Linked DNA regions of Homo sapiens: region 2 is linked to region 1. Evidence: read pairs that join two places in POLR2A ChIA-PET (ENCODE). Cell type or tissue: IMR-90. All regions are shown on one strand. Each heading gives the region's core, and the rest is flanking DNA. Links, peaks and the distances in the headings are about the cores only. Region 1 overlaps RSBN1L (round spermatid basic protein 1 like). Region 2 overlaps PTPN12 (protein tyrosine phosphatase non-receptor type 12).

Region 1 (9,407 bases), core at 2,256-7,255:
AATCAGGACGGGCACAGTGGCTCATGCCTAGGCACTTTGGGTGGCCGAGGCAGGAGGATCACGAGATCAAGAGATCAAGACCATCCTGGCCAACATGGTGAAACACCATCTCTACTGAAAATACAAAAATTAGCCGGGTGTGGTGGCGTGCGCCTGTAGTCCCAGCTACTCGGGAGGCTGAGGCAGGAGAATCGCTTGAAACCGGGAGGTGGAGGTTGCAGTGAGCCGAGATTGCACCACTGCACTCCAGCCTGGCGACAGAGCAAGACTCAGTCTCAAAAACAAACAAACAAAACAAAACAAAAGGCTATAATCTCTCCTAGCATCATCTCCATCCATTCCAATCCACGTTAACCTAATGTACATTTTCTCCACACTTTTCTCTGTGCTCACATAAGTACACAATCACACATAGTAGGGTTTTGTTATTTCTTTGGATAAAAACAAAATCATATTAGATACATTACTCTACATTTGGCTGTTTTCAAATGTCATGAATATCCATCCAGATCAAGACATTTTTTAAAACTTTAACTATTTCACCATTTTTTTTTTAAGAGATAGGTTCTGGTTCTGTCACCCAGGCTGGAGTGCAGTGATGTACTCATAGCTTACTGCAGCCTCAAACTCCTGGGCTCAAGCAGCCCTTGACTCAGCCTTCCGAGTAGCTAGGGCTACGGGCATGTACCACCACATTGGCTAAATTTTTAAATTTATTTTGTAGAGGCGGCATCTCACTATGTTGCTCAGGCTGCTCCTGAACTCTTGGGATTCAAGTTATCCTCCCACCTCGGCCACCCAAAGTGCTAGGATTACATGAAAGAGCCACTGCACCTGGCGTATTTCACTATACTCTTTTTTTTGAAACAGAGTCTCGCTCTATCGGCCAGGCTGGAGTGCAGTGAAGCGATCTGGGTTCACTGCAACCTCTATCTCCCAGGCTCAAGCAATTCTCCTGCCTCAGCCTCCTGAATAGCTGGGATTACAGTCATGTCCCACCACGCTGGGCTAATTTGTTCTATTTTTAGTAGAGACGGGGTTTCCTCATGTTGGCCAGGCTGATCTTCAAACTCCTGACTTCAGGTAATCCACCCGCCTCAGCCTCCCAAAGTGCTGGGATTACAGGCGTGAGCCACTGCACCCGGCCTAACTATACTCTTCAATAAGAATGTATGAAATCTATTCAACCATTCCCCTACTGACAGGCATTCAGACCATTTTAAAATGTTTTTCTTACCACAAATTTATTTACCTTTCGTGTTTTTATTCCTTGGGATTCCCAAAAGTAGGAGTGCTAGATCAAAGAGTTTTATGTTAAATTTTATGATCTACTGCCAGATTACTTTCACAAAATTACAGCAGCTCATCCTCCAGTCAACAATATATAAAAAATTGTTTCTTCACATACCTACCAGCCTATAATATTAATGCTATATTCATAATTTTTGCCAATATAATGAATAAAAATATCTCATAGTTCTTTTAAAATAAACTTAACTACCTGAGGTTATTTTTCTACTGGGTTGTTTACACTTGAGAATGCTCTTTGTACATTAACTTTGGTGTGTCATGAGTTCCAAATGTCTTAGTCCAGTCTATCATAATTTTGAACCTCATTGTTGATGTCGCTTCCCCCCCAAATACTATTGCCACTGCATTGTTTGGTCTTGCTTAGGAAGGTCTCCTCCAGGCTTAAACAATTTTATTCTAATATTTTAACTGTTTTATCTGTGATGCTTAATTCTCTAATTTACTTCTTGTATGAGGTAGGGGCTCTGCCTTTGTTTTTATGAGAGCCAAATATGCCAGCATTATTCATTAAATACATCTTCCTCTTCCCACCTATCTCATATATTAAGTTCCCAATATACTTAGATCTATTTCTGGACTCTTATTCCAATGATCTATTTGAACTTTATAGTAATTTTTAATATCCTGTATCATAAGCTGCCTCTCACTAATCTTCTCTTTCACTGAAAAGTTTACTTCCTTATGAATTTTAAAATAATTTTATCCAGGACTGGAAGTGTTAGTCCAATTGAAATGCAGAAAATTTTAAAGAACTATCATTTTTATCCAATCCAGAACACAGCAGGGCTTTCCATTTGTTCTGATCTTACTTTATATCCTCCACAAAACATTTTAGTCTTCTTAGTATAGGTTCTGAATATTACATTTATTCTAAAATAGTTTATATCTTATGACATTTTTTCCATCCATCATTACAATTTCTTGTCATTTGCCTACATTTCTCATGCTTTATTTACATTTTAGGTTTTATAACAAATTGTATTAGCATGTATCGCTATTTTTAAATTTATATTCCAATTATGCTCTAAACTTTGCATTCCTCCTTCCTCCAATTTTCAACTAACATACACACCCCAACATACAAACACTCATCCCCTCCAATAAAAATGTGTATACAACATACCTTTTCCTTTTGAAAGGTGACTTTGGCATATCAGCCACAGGGATCATTTGTTCTCCTGGACGAACCCACATGATGGGACCATCATCACTATCTTTTCGACTCTGTAATTTTAGACTAGATAGCGTCCCCCATGGCAGTGTACACTGGAGATAAATAATTATGCAGATTGCAATTATTTTCAAAATGTATCTTCAAGTGTATGTTAATAATAATATTGTTCCCCTGACAAACACACTTTCATACACAGCTTTATACTTAAGCATCTGAAATACATAATATTGAATATATCCCTATATATTGATATACTTTGCTTCAAAAAACTGTTTCAAACACACCAAGAAAATAATTATGCTTGGATGGTTCTGTCCCTATACCCTGCTAGAGGTATGATTCACTATATTCATCATTTGTTATTCTTCCTTCTACCATATAGATCATATGATGTTAACGGACTAAATAAGCAAGTGCTCTCATAAGAATCTATAAAAATGAACAATTAAATTTAAGTTTAAAAACTGGATACCTCTTTGATTAATGATAATTAAAAACAAAACAAAACAAAATCAAAACATATTTCTGTTCAGCAGTTTCTTGAAGAGGTTGTTGGCTTAAACCAGAGACTAAAGTATTTTAAAATGAAAGAACAAGGCTGGGCGCGCAGTGGCTCACGCCTGTAATCCGAGCACTTTGGGAGGCCGAGGCGGGCGGATCACAAGGTCAAGATATCAAGATATCGAGACCGTCCTGGCCAGCACGGTGAAACCCCGTCTCTACAAAATACAAAAATTAGCTGGGCATGGTGGCGCGCACCTGTAGTCCCAGCTACTCAGGAGGTTGAGGCAGGAGAATCGCTTGAACCTCGGAGGCGGAGGTTGCAGTGAGCCGAAATCACGCCACTGCACTCCAGCCTGGTGACAGAACGAGACTCCAAAGAATGAAAGGAGAGGGAGGGGGGAGGGAGAAGGGGGGAGGGAGAAGGGGGGAGGGGGCAGAGGAAGGGAAGGGGGAGGGAGAAGGGGGAGGGGGGAGAGGAGGGGAAGGGGGAGGGAAAAAGGGGGGAGGGGAGGGGAGGGGAGGCGAGGCGAGAGACAGAGGTGAAGGGGAAGGGGAAGAGAAAAGAGAAGACGGTGGCCGGGCACGGTGGCTCAGGCCTGTAATCCCAACACTTCAGGAGGCTGAGGCAGGCAGATCACCTGAGCTCAGGAGTTTGAGACCAGACTGGGCAACATGGAGAAACCTCATCTCTACTAAAGATACAAAAAATTAGCCTAGCATGGTAGTGTGTGTCTGTAATCCCAGCTACTCGAAAGGCTGAGGCATGAGAATTGCTTGAACCTGAGAGGCAGAGGTTGCAGTGAGCCGAGATCGCACCACTGCCCTCCAGCCTGGATGACACAGCGAGACTCCATCTGAAACCAAAAACAAACAAACAAAAAAAGACAGAGAGAGGGAAGAAGGAAACTGAGGGCCACTGTCCATGGAATGTTGAGAACAAAATTAAAAAAAAAAAAAATTTCACCACACACCCCCTTTTCAAAAAGGCTTGTCAAATTTCTTTAGAAACAATGCATTTAGGTTGGGTGTGGGTGGCTCACGTCTGTAATCACAGCACTTTGGGAGGCTGAAGCAGGAGGACTGCTTGAGCCCAGGACTTCAAAGCTAGCCTGGGCAACATAGCAGGACCCCATCGAAAGAAAGGAAGGGAAAGGGAAAGGGAAGGGGAAGGGGAAGGGAAGGGGAAAGGGAAGGGGAAGGGGAAGGGAAGGGGAAAGGGAAGGGGAAGGGGAAGGAAAGGAAAGGAGAAATAATGCATTTAGTTCATGTGCTTTGAAAATTAAACTTGAAGCAACCATTTAAGTAATATTTGGTAATTTTTAAATATAGTCCAATAATAAATGCAACCTAATTCCATGATGTAACTACTAGAGAGAAGTAGAAAAGGAACAAAAAGTTTAAAAGGAAAAGAGAAAAAGGAATGGAACAAGGTTAAAGAGAAAGGGAAGAAAAAGATATATGTACATATAGGGTAAAAACACCAAGCAAACAGAAGTAATAAAAGAAGAGATGTCCTATAGATTATGTGGTATCAGAAATCTTGTCACATTCCACAGCTTACCTGGACCCTGAATTTCAGTGTAGGTTTGCAGCATTGACCTTTGAGTTACTGATTAAATAATTAACCTAACCACACAGCTCAGAGATTCCTCTCTCAGTGGGATAGCCCTAGCACCTCACAATAAGAAATACTTTTTGAAAATCAAGAGGCTTTAAAAAAAAAAAAAAGGAATCTGGCTACAAACTATTTAAAGGGGCCTGTGGTGGTGGGCACAGTGGCTCACACCTGTAATCCCAGCACTTTGGAAGGCCAAGACAGGAGGATCACTTGAGTCCAAGAGTTCAAGACCAGCCTGAGCAACATGGTGAAACCCCATTTCCACAAAAAATACAAAAGTTAGCTGGGCATGATGGCATGTGCCTGTAATCCGAGGTACTTGGGAGGCTGACGTGGGAGGATCATCCAAGCCCACGGAGGTCAGGGCTCCACATTACACCACTACACTCCAGCCTGGGCAGAGAGTGAGGCTGTCTCAAAAAAATAAATTAAATAGAGGGGCCTTTGGCTACATTGTCTAAACATGTTATTTTATGGATGATGAAACTGAAGCCCAGAAAGTTTAAAGGGCTTGCCCAACCCAGATAAGTACAGCCATGGCTAAAATATGGGTGTGTAATTTCCCAGGCGAGTTTTCCTGGAATTTAGTTTAGGAATGCTAAACTGCCATTCCTTTGTCTTAAACATTTGTAGTAGAATCCTTCCTGTACTTCTTAAGTCCTTTAGTACTTAGTTTACAAAGAGCTGATAAACACATGGAACCTAATTTCCTAAAGTGTTAAGAGGTGTTATTTCATGGCCCACCACTTAGCTTTGCCATTACAATTAGAACCTGAGATGTCGCATGTACACACTACACAAGAATTATGTCAGTTTCCCATCTCTTGCTCTCCTTCCCTCCAGTTCAAATAAAACCAAAACGTTTCTATTTCTGAAACAGCCATTCATTTATATTGCATGTAGCATGAAAGAAACAATCACAATTTAGATTACTCATATTGGTTTTTCTTCCCTTTTTTAAAAAAAAAACTCTAATCCCATGACAGATTGTCTCTTACTTTTAAAAATGGTGACTCTTCCAACATGTCAAGGAACTCAGGGAAATAATCTCCTACTTCTTCATCAACTGCTCCCACCAAGCTTATTTGTCTCATTGGGCCAGCTCTGTAAGTACCATGAGAATACGTTCTTTTTACCTGAAGAAACATGGATTTAATTAAAAGTTAAATACGTTCTTTTTACCTGAAGAATATGGATTTAATTAAAAGTTACACATAAGATAATGCTTGCTATCATTTTGTAGCAATAAATTATTATCTCAGAATATTATATCATAATGAGGCAAGCAAAACAAAACTTTACTAACAGTAACAGATAAGGCATTTTAAAAATAAAACTTGCACTAAATCAAGCTATTTTACTTTCTCTAACTATTCCTACACACTGCTTATGAAAACAGAGTTAAGACAAATAAGCATTAATTCTAGACAACTAACATCTCCTTAGAACAGAGGAACTCATTATCTGAGTATTCAAAAGTTGGTGTACCTGCATTTTTCTAAAGTGAAATGAAGTTCATATCTTTTCATCAACATTTTCAAAATTAGACCCTCTGAAAACATTTAACCATCAACAGTGGCTTATATGACTAAAAGGCCACCAGGGATGCTCTTCTTTTTTGATCTTACCATATTAACTAGAAACCAGTTTATATACCTATTATTAACTCTCATGAGAAACTACTAGAAATTAAGAATCACAGCCGGGCGCAGTGGCTCACACCTGTAATCCCAGCACTTTGGGAGGCCAAGGCAGGCGGATCATGAGGTCAGGAGATCAAGACCATCCTGGCCAACATGGTGAAACCCCGTCTCTACTAATAATACAAAAAAATCAGCCGAGTGTGGTGGCCGGCGCGCGCCTGTAGTCCCAGCTACTTGGGAGGCTGAGGCAGGAGAATGGCGTGAACCTGGGTGGCGGAGCTTGCAATGAGCCGAGATTGTGCCACTGCACTCCAGCCTGGGCGACAGAGCGAGACTATGTCTCAAAAAAAAAAAAAGAAAGAAAGAAATTAAGAATCAGGAATCCTAAAATCCAAATCTGCCTTTGCTATCTACCAGTTACATGACCTTCAGAAATCATTTGCGTTCCTTGAGCTGTGGTTTCCTTAACTGGAATGTTTTACAGCAGATTGCTGAAGAAAATTTGATAATGATATAAACTCACCTGCCATAATGCTAGCAAATGGGTGGCATTCAAAGAGCCAAAACAAAGCCATGTGCACCTCAAGATTGATTGGTAACTACATTTCTTGCCAGCATATTTAAATCCTGACAAAGAAACCTATGTGTTTTCATATACTAACACTAGTAAACAAGCTGAGTCTGTCTTCAAGCGAAACAACTCGTTTTGATAACCAAATTATAAGCAAAACTGTAATTGTCTCTTTCTCTGGATTAGCCTTTGTGGACAACAAATTTAGGAGACCAATTTGTCCCAGTTTGCCCAGGACTATCAGTCTTAAAACTGAAAGTCTTGTATTTCAGGCAAACATGGATGGTCAACTTTTATCACATCACAGACACAGATTATAAAAGATAGTCACATCAAAAGTTGAATCCTTACAATCATAGCTGGTAAGAGTATCACAACGTAACAAAGTAAACCCCAACCCACATGTTTTCATACAAAATCATTTAAGGAAGAGAATCTCATTTGTTATTATAATCAGCAAAGCAGTTTAATAATGACATTAATTCTTTAATAAATTCACCAGATTTCTAAGCCTAAATTTTCCTAAACTGTTACAAATTGACTTCTCAGAACCACAAACCATTCCTACAAGTTAGAAAATTAAGGGCCTGTAAGCCCAGCACTTTGAGAAGTGGGAGGATATCTCCAGCCTGGCAGGTCCAGGCTGCAGTGAGCTGTCATCAGGCCACTGCACTCCAGCCTGGGCAACAGAGCGAGATCCTGTCTCAAAAAAACAAACAAATATAAGAACAGCTGGGGCTTATGCCCCCATTGTATGCTCATTGTCTCATCTTTTTCCTGTCGCCTAAAAATTCCTATCATCTCCAATATCAAGAGAGCTAACAGTTAAAGCCTAACTCTACAACAGTCTTCAGGCTCTAGATGCATTAATAGCAGCACAGTAAGAAATTCAGTCTATGCACCTCTGTAATGCAGTCTATCAAAGAAGCTAAGGGTATCAATCTCAACTCTAGCACATTTACCAGAATAGAACACATCAAGTCTGTTAAGTGATTCTGAGATTCTGAGTTTTGTGTCTGCAAATGACCATAAGGGGTTTTGAGAGACGATAACCATTTAGAAAGTGAAATCAAACAACTGATATTGTAAAACACAAATTTTCCAAGTGCTTTGAAATATATCTAAAAAGTCAAATTAGAGTTAGGGGTGGTGACACGAAACTGTAATCCCAGCTACCCAGAAGGCAGAGGCAAGAGGATCACTTGAGCCCAGGAGTTCAAGATCTGCCTGAGCAACACAGCGAGACCAAAAAAAAAAAAAAAAAAAAGTCAAATTATATATATTTCCACCTCATACAAATAAGTACATTTTCTGTGCATAAATTTCCTTATCTTGTTTAAATTAGATACCTACAACATTTAGTTCTAACAAAGCCATAATCAAGTCCTTGCCACTGAGTTGGTTCATTCTATGACATCACAGTACCAACAATGATCACCTAAATAATTTGGGCAGTTTATCTTGTGCGGAGGGGATGACTGTTAGGAAAGAATTTTCATTAAGTGAATTCTTCTAAAATACGAAGCACAACTAAACTTTCAATTTATCTAGTAGTTTTAAAAAGTCATATTATACATGAAATAAAACCAAAAAACTATAACATTATTAAATTATAGAGAGTAGGAGATAATATAATAATCAGAAAACCGGAACCAATTGTTAACACAGTCCTTGTAGAGTAAAATTTATGTATTTAAATGTGAGTAAAAACATGTATCATTGAGTAACAGGAAAAAATTGGGTAAAACTTGGGTGGTAATATTACAGACACATCATATGTTGTGTCATGACTCAAGAACTTTATTTACTAATTTTGCTTTGACCAGATGTTGCTATTTCAGGTTAGAATAATTATTTCATTGACTGAAGAAGTATTACTGACCTAGCCATCTCATTTCTTTCAAATTATACATTTACATTAATTTCCAAGTTTACAAATAATGCTTTTTATTTCAAAATAAAACAAAACACGTCTAAATTAGTATAGACCTAAACATTAAAATGTTTAACATAATAGACTGAATAAATCAAAAACCGATTTTTCCCCCATTCTCTGTCTAGTTTGGGCACTACCTAAGAAGAGGCTTTATCTTTTGCTGATTATTTTTAAGTATGGTCCTATTAAAATTCATAACTATTTCAAAGGATTTTTTAGAGACCCTGAATTTTTAAAGTAAAGTAATACAGACTCTACTCCGATTATATTGCTAAATATCTTAATTGAATTTTTAGTTAGTTCTTCCCACCTCATGCCAAAATACATATAAAACATATAGATATGTAAAATTCACTTTCACACATAACTTATTATAACAAAAGTATAAGTCTCTCCCTTGTAACCAGAATGTACAGGTAGATGCCATTTGCCCACTAATAAAACCAAAAATAAATCCTATTAGGAAATTGGCCTTTATAAAAACTGCTTAGCTCTCACATGTTTAAAACAAAACGGCAATGATCTTCCAAAACCTTTATTCTCCAACAGTAAAGATAAAATGATGATCACCCACCTGAATAAACATATTTAAACTTAGACCAAATTTAAAAAATTAAATTGAAGTCATCAAAATCTTAATCTGTAAAAGT
Region 2 (9,407 bases), core at 2,992-7,991, 140 kb after region 1:
GCCTGTAATCCCAGCTACTTGGGAGGCTGAGCCGAGATCTTGCCACTGCACTCTAGCCTGGGTGACAGTGCAAGACTCAAAAAAAAAATCTTTTGAGTGCAAGTCTCAAAAAAAAAAAAAAATCTTTCAAGGTCACAGTACTTATTTTGCCTGCACGTTATAAATACCAGTCTGTATGTGTCACTACCAAAGTTCACTGATAGGTAAGTGACCACTGATAATCAATATATCAATAAACAGCTTTCAAATTTATATGTTTACTCTCAACCTTAGGGTCTGTTTAAGATGGTAGCCATCATTACTTTCAGCAGATCAAAGAGGAGTTTCAAGAAGCAATAATACACTTTGGGAACTGAGTGCATGCATTATCTTGAAATGCTAAGAGTGCTAAAAAAATAATAATTCTTTAAATAATAGCTTTGATGAGTAGGTATGCATATAGCCCACTCACTACTGAATTGAGCAGTTTGCAGTATTGTTCCTGGGTTAAACTCAGGGTTGGAAGCAGCCATATTTGGAAGCATTTGTGAAGACAGTAAAAACAAACAAACAAAAAAATGTAATCTGTAGTTAAAGGAACAGTAAAAAATGACTAAACATTTAGGAAAAACGAGTAACATTATATGGCCAATCAAGACATTCTACAGTATTTTTGCCACTGTTATTTTAAGTGATTCTTCCCTAAATTATTTCTAATTATTCAGTCAGATAAATTTTTGACCGATACAAAAACACTAAGATCTATAATACAGAAGAAAAAGAAAATAAGTTATCCAGTTATAACTACTAAAATAATTTAGAAACACAAAACCCAGTAATATAATGTGACCAAATTGTTAACAATACATTAAAAGCTTATATTAAAAAATTAGTATCTAAGACAGATTTTGCTGTAGGTTCTATGGTAGAGTGTGGAATAAAACATAATAAATCAATACAGCTAAAGTGCTTAAAACAGTGACTAGCACATAGGAAAGACATTTAAGTATTTGACACTATATTATTACCTTTTTCAGCACCTGAATGTGTTGTTCCTGCTATATTATGTCTAGCAATGGACATTGGCAATACTTTCCTAGTAGAAATGCTTTCAGTACTAGTGGCAGCAGAAACTGTGGCACTTGCTGTTGAAATATTAGTTTTATTCTGGGTCACAGCACCATCAGAGTTTCTTTCATCTGAGTCTGAGTCATCAGAGTGAAGTGGATTAGTAAAACTGAGGGGTGTTCTGAAGAGTGGTGAAGTGTTATCATGATCCACAAGATCAGGTGTTTCAACTTGTGTTGTAGGACTTGGTGTTAAACTCACAGTTTTCCTAGTTTGATAGTTGATATCTGAGGAATTGCCTTCAGATAAATCAGGTATGGGTATGGCATTTTCAGGTCCATGAAATGACCACGTTACATGTCCTTTCTCATCAAGAGGCAAGCGGTCTGGCCTTGGAGGTGTGTCTGAATTCTGGGATTCTTCTGGTGGAGTAACTGAAACTTTGTTTGATTGTGTTACACTGCAGTCCACACAAGAATTCTGGGAAGTATCACCGACATTTAGATCTGAACTTAATTCCTGTGGCTTAGAGATTTTATCAGCTATACAAGGTGAAGCAGATTTAATTTTAATTGCATGTCCCCTATTCAAAAGTGTGTTCCCATCAAAACTTTTTGGTCCCTCTTGGAGAGGGACCTTCTTAATCTCAAAACTTAAATTTCGTTCCAATTTTTTATCTATCTGTTCAATTGTTGATTCATTTTTCCCTGGAAGTTCTGTTGATTTACTATAGTTTCTGTTGAGGTCTGCTGAATGTTGTTCTGATGAAACCATATGCAACACTGGCTTTGGATGGTATCTATCATTGTCCTGCCACACAGTAGTGACTGTTGGAAAAGCTGAAGGGGGAGAAGGTGTCAAGATGGGTGGCACTGGATGAGGTTCCGGTGGCTGCAGTATTTCTTCTTTAGCATCCCCTTCAACAAGGCAACTGAAAAACAAACATTTAAAAAGGGCATTTTAAGACTGTTAAACAAGTTGATACCTGAGAATTATGTAGCTAAGAGTAGCATATTAAGAGCCATTACAATCTGGTTGCGAATAAAAACTGCAGTTTTTCAGACTAAGAAAATTTAATGTTCATCAAGGTAATACACATATACTGTTTAAAAAGTCAAATACAAGACTTTGAATGAAAAACATAGTCTCTGCCCCGCAGCCCTCCTGTTAGCCAGAGGCATCAACTTTCAACATTTTTTTATAGCTGCTTCTAAAATTTACACCTCTGTATTTCAGACTATTTCAAAAGTTATTTCTTGATCTTTGTTTCACACATTTTCTACTGACTTCCTACTGTGGAAGTGTCCTTCTCTATCTTTCCAATACTGTTATATTGTAATTTTTCATTACCTCAGTCGTATGACTGCAGATAGTATTCCCATCTATGACACCATGATTTCGTATCTTTTCTTCTATAGTGTCTTGTTTTCCCCTAATGACTGCCTTGGATTTCTGATGGCTTAGCTCTCTATGCATCATCAGTTACTCAGCTTTTCTTCTAACTTTCTTGCAGATTGGTATACCTCCTCTCAATAATGACAAGCACACATAGTAAGTATCAATACCACAGACATCCTTGTTAGTAACTTTTGGCCTCCTGCTCCAGTGTGGACTACTGGTTCCCTAGTCCATCACAGAGCTAATGTTCTCTCTGGTTTCAGATTCTCCTGTTTCCCAGGTCTCATTTTCCTCTTTCTGGGTATACTCCTTTGTTCGGGTGGGTTATACCCTCTAGTTGCCTTTATTTTTTTCCTTAAAGAAATAGGGGCCAGGCATGGTGGCTCACGCCTGTAATCCCAGCACTTTGGGAGGCCAAGGTGGGTGGATCAATTGAGCTCAGGAGTTTGAGACCAGCCTGAGCAACACAGTAAAACCCCATCTCTACTAATAATACAAAAATTTGCCAGGTGTGGTGGCACACACCTGCAGTCCCAGATACTTGGGAGGCTGAGGCAGGAGAATTGCTTGAGCCCAGGAGGTGGAGATGGCAGTGAGTTGAGATCACGCCACTGCACTCCAGTCTGGGCGACAGAGCAAGACTGTCTCCAAAAAAAAAAAAAAAAAAAAAAAGAGAGAGAGAGCGAGAGAGAGAGCGCGAGTGAGAGTGAGAGTGAGAGAGAGAGAGAGAGAGAGAGAGAGAGAGAGAGAGAGAGAGAGAGAGAGCGAGCAGCCTGGGCAATATGGCAAAACCCTGTGTCTTTAACAAATACAAAAAAATTAACTGGATGTGGCAATGCATGCTTGTAGTCCCAGCTACTAGGAAGGCTGAGGTAGGAGGATCACCTGAGCCTGGGGAGGTCAAGGCTGCAGGGAGCTCTGATCATGCCACTGCACTCCAGCCTGGGTGAAAGAATGAGATCCTGTCTCAAAAAAAAAAAAAAACCAAAGAAGAAGATAGGGTTTACTATGTTGCCCAGGCTTTGTTGCTTTTTAAGAACTTTATATGAAGCAAACTTCTTGAGGGCTTGTATATTTAAGTTTTTGTGTTCTGTTTTTCTTTTGAGATAGAGTCTTGTTCTGTCACCCAGGCTGGAGTGCAGTGGCACCATCTTGGCTCATTGGAACCTCTACCTCCTGGGTTCCAGCAATTCTTGTGCTTCAACCTCCTGAGTAGCTGGGACTACAGGCACATGCCACCACACCTGGCTAATTTTTGTATTTTTAGTAGAGATGGGGTTTTGCCATGTTGGCCAGGCTGGTCTCCAACTCCTGGCCTCAAGTGATTTGCCTGCCTCGGCCCCCGCAAAGTGCTGGGATTACAGGGGTGAGCCACTGGACCCCACCTCAGAGTTTTTGCTTTTTTTTCTCCCCCCAGGTGATCAACCTTTTTTTATCCAACCAGATAACTGGCAGTAATCACATGGTACACCAGGTTTCCCCTTAAAAGAGACTCTGTGGGCCAGGCATGGTGGCTCACGCCTGTAATCCTAGCACTTTGGGAGGCCAAGGCAGGCGGATCACAAGATCAGGAGTTTGAGACCAGCCTAACCAACATGGCAAAACCCCGTCTCTACTAAAAACACAAAACCCTAGTCAGGCATGGTAGCGTGCGCCTGTAATCCCAGCTACTCAGGAAGCTGAGTCAGGAGAATCACTTGAATTCGGGAGGCAGAGGTTGCAGTGAGCTGAGATCACGCCACTGCACTCCAGCCTAGGTGACAGAGCAAGACTCTGTCTCAAAATAAATAAAATAAATAAATAAAGACTCTGTGAAGTTCAGATTCTCTAGACACATTCCCACATTCCTAGGACATGAGAAGATAAATGAATATCTCCAGAATACTGATCATATTAAAATGACAGCAATACTCTCATAAGATATTCCTATATCTGTTCAAGTTTTACAAGTAGATTCTTTTTTTTTTTTTTGAGACAGGGTCCTGCTCTGCCACCTGGGCTGGAGTACAGTTGCACTATCTTGGCTCACTGCAACCTCTGCCTTCAGGGCTCAAGCCATCCTCCCAGTTTAGCCTCCCAAGCAGCTGGGACTACAGGTGTGCACTACCACACCTGGCTAAGTTTTGTATTTTTTGTAGAGATGTGGTTTTGCCATGTTCATGTTGCCCAGACTGATCTCAAACTCCTAAACTTAAGCAATTCACCTGCCATGTCCTCCCAAAGAGCTGGGATTACAGGTGTGAGGCATTGTACCTGGCCTACAAGTTGGTTCTTAATCTGAAAGAGTGGCTGTCAAATTTTTGCGATCTAAAACAAAAATAATTGCAGACACCTCCTACAATTTATAAAGCATATGCAAAGACCAATAGGTTATCCTAAGAACATATTATAATACAAATAGAAAATATGAGTTTTAAAAGGATGAGATAAAATTTTGATATAAATTGAGGTGTATTATTTTCCCTACGTGTACATGGTGAGACCACTTTTCCATAATCAGTATTTTATTTACATATTTTTTATTGAGACAGAGTCTCATTCTGTTACTCAGGCTGGAGTACAGTGGTGCAATCTCAGCTTACTGCAACCTCCGCCGCCTCCCAGGTTCAAGCGAATCTCCTGCCTCAGCCTCACAAGTAGCTGGGATTATAGGCACGCGCCATGACGCCCGGCTAATGTTTGTATTTTTAGTAGAGACAGGGTTTCGCCATGTTGGCCAGGCTGGTCTTAAACTTCTAACGTCAAGTGATCCGCCCTCCTCAGGCTCCCAAAATGCTGGGATTACAGGTGTGAAACACCATGCCCGGCCTCATGACCAGTATTTTACAGATTTACTTGATTAACAAACCCCATATATCCTTAACAGTACCTTTTTCACAGGGTAGTTAGGAGAATTAAATGAGTTAACATCTGAACAACAATTAGAACAGTGCTTGACAGATATCGAGTATGATATATGGGTTTGTTAATCGAGTATTTTCAAAGTTTTTAATTTAAAAAAACTTACTCCAAATTTCAGCATTATTTTTATCTTACTCTAAACCTAAGCAAGGTTCTTATGTTGGATGTTCTATAATTTCATAATGTAACTTAAAAAACTATATTTTTTAACAATTTTATTTTTATCCATCACATTTGGTGGTGTATATCAAGCTTGGTGTATACGCTCTATATAAAAATTTATGCCCTTTAATTCTAACACATTTTTTCTTCTTTTTTTTTTTTGCTAATTTCTTCTTCCCTACTCTCCTTTTAGACTATTATTAGTTCAGTGACAGATCTTCTAGTTTTGCTTTCTAATTTCCTTATCTTTTCTCTCCTACTTTTTCTTTATCCATTCATTTTCTTGAAATGAATGAATTTCTTTATTTTGGAAATTTTATTGGAAAATGGAGTTCCTTATTTTCCAAACTTCTGCTTAATTTTTAAATTTATAGTATTTTAATTTCTTTCTTTCTTTTTTTTTGAGACAAGAGTCTCATTCTGTTGCCCAGGCTGGAGAGCAGTGGCGCGATCTCGACTCACTGTAACTTCCGCCTCCCGGGTTCAAGCGATTCTCCTGCCTCAGCCTCCTGAGTAGCTGGGACTACAGGCACACACCACCACGCCCAGCTAATTTTTTTTGTATTTTTAGTAGAGACTGGGTTTCACCATATTGTCCAGGCTGGTCTCAAACTCCTGACCTTGTGATCTGCCCGCCTCAGCCTCCCAAAGTGCTGGGATTACAGGCATGAGCCACTGCGCCTGGCCTATATTCTTAATTTCTAAGAGCTTCTTACTTATTACCCACAGTTCTTATTTCGTGGTTGCAGCATTTCCCAATGACTGAGAAAAGTGGACTGTTGTTTCTTTTTTCCCCCATCTTTTTCATTTTACTCTGTATTGTCTCCATTTCCTCTGTTTTTTCATATTAGAGGCTTCTGTCAAATGCCCAGTCATTCCTAGTTCTGTTCACTTTTAAGAACTGGAAGAACTGGAATACTGGTGGGACATGGTGGCTCACGCCTGCAATCCCAGCACTTTGGGAGGCCAAAATGGGTGGATCCCTTGAGCCCAAGAGTTTAAAACTGGCCTAGGCAACAAGGAGAAAACCCATCTCTACAAAAAATACGGAAATTAGCCAGGCATGGTGGTGTGTGTCTATAGTTCCAGCTAGTTGGGAGTCTAGGGTGGGAGGTTCAATTGAGGTCGAGGCTGCAGTGAGCCATAATCACACCACTGCACTCCAGCCTGCGCAAAAGAGCAAGGCTCTGTCTGAAAACAAAACAAAATAAAACAGAAAGAATTGGAATATTAAAAATTACTGAAAGACATGTACAGTCATGTGACGTTTCAGTCAATGATGGGCCACACATAACATGGTGGCCCCACAAAGTTATAATGGAGCTGAAAAATTCCCATGAATTTGTAGCAAAATGCGTCATTCACGTTTGTTGTGATGCTGGTATAAACAAAGCTACTATGCTGTCAGTCATATAAAAGCACAGCACATGTAATTACGTACAGGACACAATCCTTGATAATAATGATAAAGAAAATAGTTATTGGCTTATGTACTTTTTTTTTTGAGATGGAGTCTCGCTCTGTCACACCCAGGCTGGAGTCCAGTGGTGCAATCTTGGCTCACTGCAACCTCCACTTCCCGGGTTCAAGCAATTCTTTTGCCTTAGCCTCCCAAGTAGCTGAGACTACAGGTGCCCGCCACAACGCCCAGCTAATTTTTGTATTTTTAGGAGACACAGGGTTTCGCTATGGTGGCCAGGCTGGTCTCGAACTCCCAACCTCAGGTGATCCACCCACCTTGGCCTCCCAAAATGCTGGGATTACAGGCGCCTGGCCACGTACTTACTTTTTGTTGTTAATTTTGAGTGTATTCCTTCTAATTGTTAAAAAATTAGTTAACTGTTAAACAGCTTCAGGCAGGTTCTTCAGGAGGTATTCTAGAAGAGGGCACTGTTATCATAGGGGATGACAGCTCCATGTGTGTTTCTGCCCGATACCTTCCAGCAGGACAAGATATGGAGGCAGAAGGCAGTGATATTGATGATCCTGACCCTGTGTATGCTTAGGCTACTGTGTGTGTGTGTCTTATTTTTAACAAAAACGTTTAAAAAGTAAATAAATAAATAAATAAATAAAAATGAAATATACACACAACACATATTTTTATATATATATATATATATGGATTCAAGCAATCCGCCCACCTTAGCCTCCCAAAATGTTGGGACTACAGGCGTGAGCCACTATGCCCAGCCAACATGTACTTTATTTTTGTTTTTTTATTTTTGAGACAAAGTCTCGCTTTTTCACCCAGGCTGGAGTGCAGTGGCATGAACTTGGCTCACTGGCACCTTCGCTTCCTGGGTTCAAGCGATTCTCCTGCCTCAGTCTCCCAAGTAGCTGGAACTGCAGGCGCGTGCCACCACGCCTGGCTAATTTTTCTATTTTTAGTAGAGACGGGGTTTCACCATATTGATCAGGCTGGTCTTAAACTCCTGACCTTGTGATCCGCCTGCCTTGGCCTACCAAAGTGCTGGGATTACAGGCGTGAGCCACCACGCCTGGCCCCATCATGTACTTTAAACAAACAATTAATGTGTTTACTGTAGCCATACTGAAAAACAAAATATACTATTTTACTTGTTATCAATCTTATGATTTTGTGATTTTATTTTCAGTTATGTTGGAACAATTTATAATAGTTCTAAAAATCATCCCAACTTAGAAGTCACAAGGTTCTCTTTGTCAAAAATAATGACATTCTGGCATTTGACTCCATTACATGAAGAAGAAAAAAGGTGACCTATGCATGTATTATAAAATCACACACAAAGAACTTTTAGAATGTATGCCTAATAAAAATCTGTCTTGAGTTGAATATTTTTTCTTAATATGCATTTGCTTTTTTCTTTATTATCTTTTTGTTTATTAGAGAGTAACAGAAGTAAAACTTTTCAACAGGTATAGGAAAAAGGCTTTAAATTCAGATATTCTATTCTTTTTTCCTGTAAAATTAAGAAGAGACTGCTGCTACATGTAGTTAGAGGTAGAAGAACATACAAATCATAAATATCAGTGTAGACTTTGAAAACCTCTATATTGGCTCAATCTCAAAAACCAAATTAAAACACAGGGCAGCAAAAATGTTCCTTAATTTTTTTAGGGCCAGTAGTTTCTTTTAGGATTCTAGGGCTCCTATATGGAACAGAGAAGTTAGAGAACTTAATATTTTATAGGTTTCAACTGGTTACCTTCCACAGACGGCTAAAATGCCAACCAGTTTTGGTGGATACCAAAGTGGAAATCGAACAGGAAAGAACTACTAAAAGTTCTGATAGCACACAGTTAACATCTCGAACATTTAAATGTTGAGACCTAACCTCATCTATATATAGGCTTCCTGAGGTTCCTAAGAGAAGTATGCAAAGGTATTCTAGAGACTATAACTACCACCACACTTAAAAAATCTGTTACTATAGGCCGGGCATGTAACTACATGCTTTATATACATTATCACTAATTTTTAAAAACGGAGAATACGAGTACTCTCACTACAATGAAGTAAAGTATTTTCAGAGAAGTGGCTTGTCAAAGTTCATTCAGTGGCAAATGCTAAAGTTAAAATTTGGAATGGGACCTATTTATGTAAAAAGCCTCTTTATACCAGAGTACACTGCCTCTTTCTGTACTCAGCAGCTTCCTTCCCAGGCAGTTAGAATCTTGCATGGTCAAAATGAGAATAAATTATTCCTGTGGTGTGCAGGGATTCTAACCAAACCTTCAGTTACTGAGGGAAGCTGCAGGCTTTTTCTTTTGTTCAGAGAGATGATTTCGTTAGAATGATCTCTTGGAATTAGCAACTCAATGCTAAGACATGACCCTGGCCGTCTGACCCAACTTTCCCCAAAGTTTTAAGATGGAAACAATTGGTGTATCCTGTATAAAAGAATTTATTTTGA

Evidence for each region. Peaks named below come from ENCODE experiments on the same cell type or tissue, not always from the same donor. Only the 100,000 strongest peaks of a DNase experiment are listed, where the experiment ranks them.
Region 2: POLR2A ChIA-PET joins it to region 1 with 11 read pairs; 3 of 35 experiments call an interaction of 5 or more read pairs at or near these places.

What each region holds. Positions count from the first base shown.
Region 1 is chr7:77,761,831-77,771,237 of GRCh38, reverse strand. It overlaps RSBN1L (round spermatid basic protein 1 like), which reads right to left. Exons shown (of 8, transcript NM_198467.3): 4 at 5,606-5,743; 5 at 2,435-2,577. Among named protein-coding and RNA genes, the nearest start is that of TMEM60, 32 kb to the left of the region's middle. RefSeq lists an enhancer at 6,475-6,975. In IMR-90, for the core only: no CTCF peak of the experiment used is centred there; no DNase peak of the experiment used is centred there; H3K27ac peaks cover 343 bases.
Region 2 is chr7:77,619,276-77,628,682 of GRCh38, reverse strand. It overlaps PTPN12 (protein tyrosine phosphatase non-receptor type 12), which reads right to left. Exons shown (of 18, transcript NM_002835.4): 13 at 1,008-1,978. Among named protein-coding and RNA genes, the nearest start is that of APTR, 72 kb to the left of the region's middle. In IMR-90, for the core only: no CTCF peak of the experiment used is centred there; no DNase peak of the experiment used is centred there.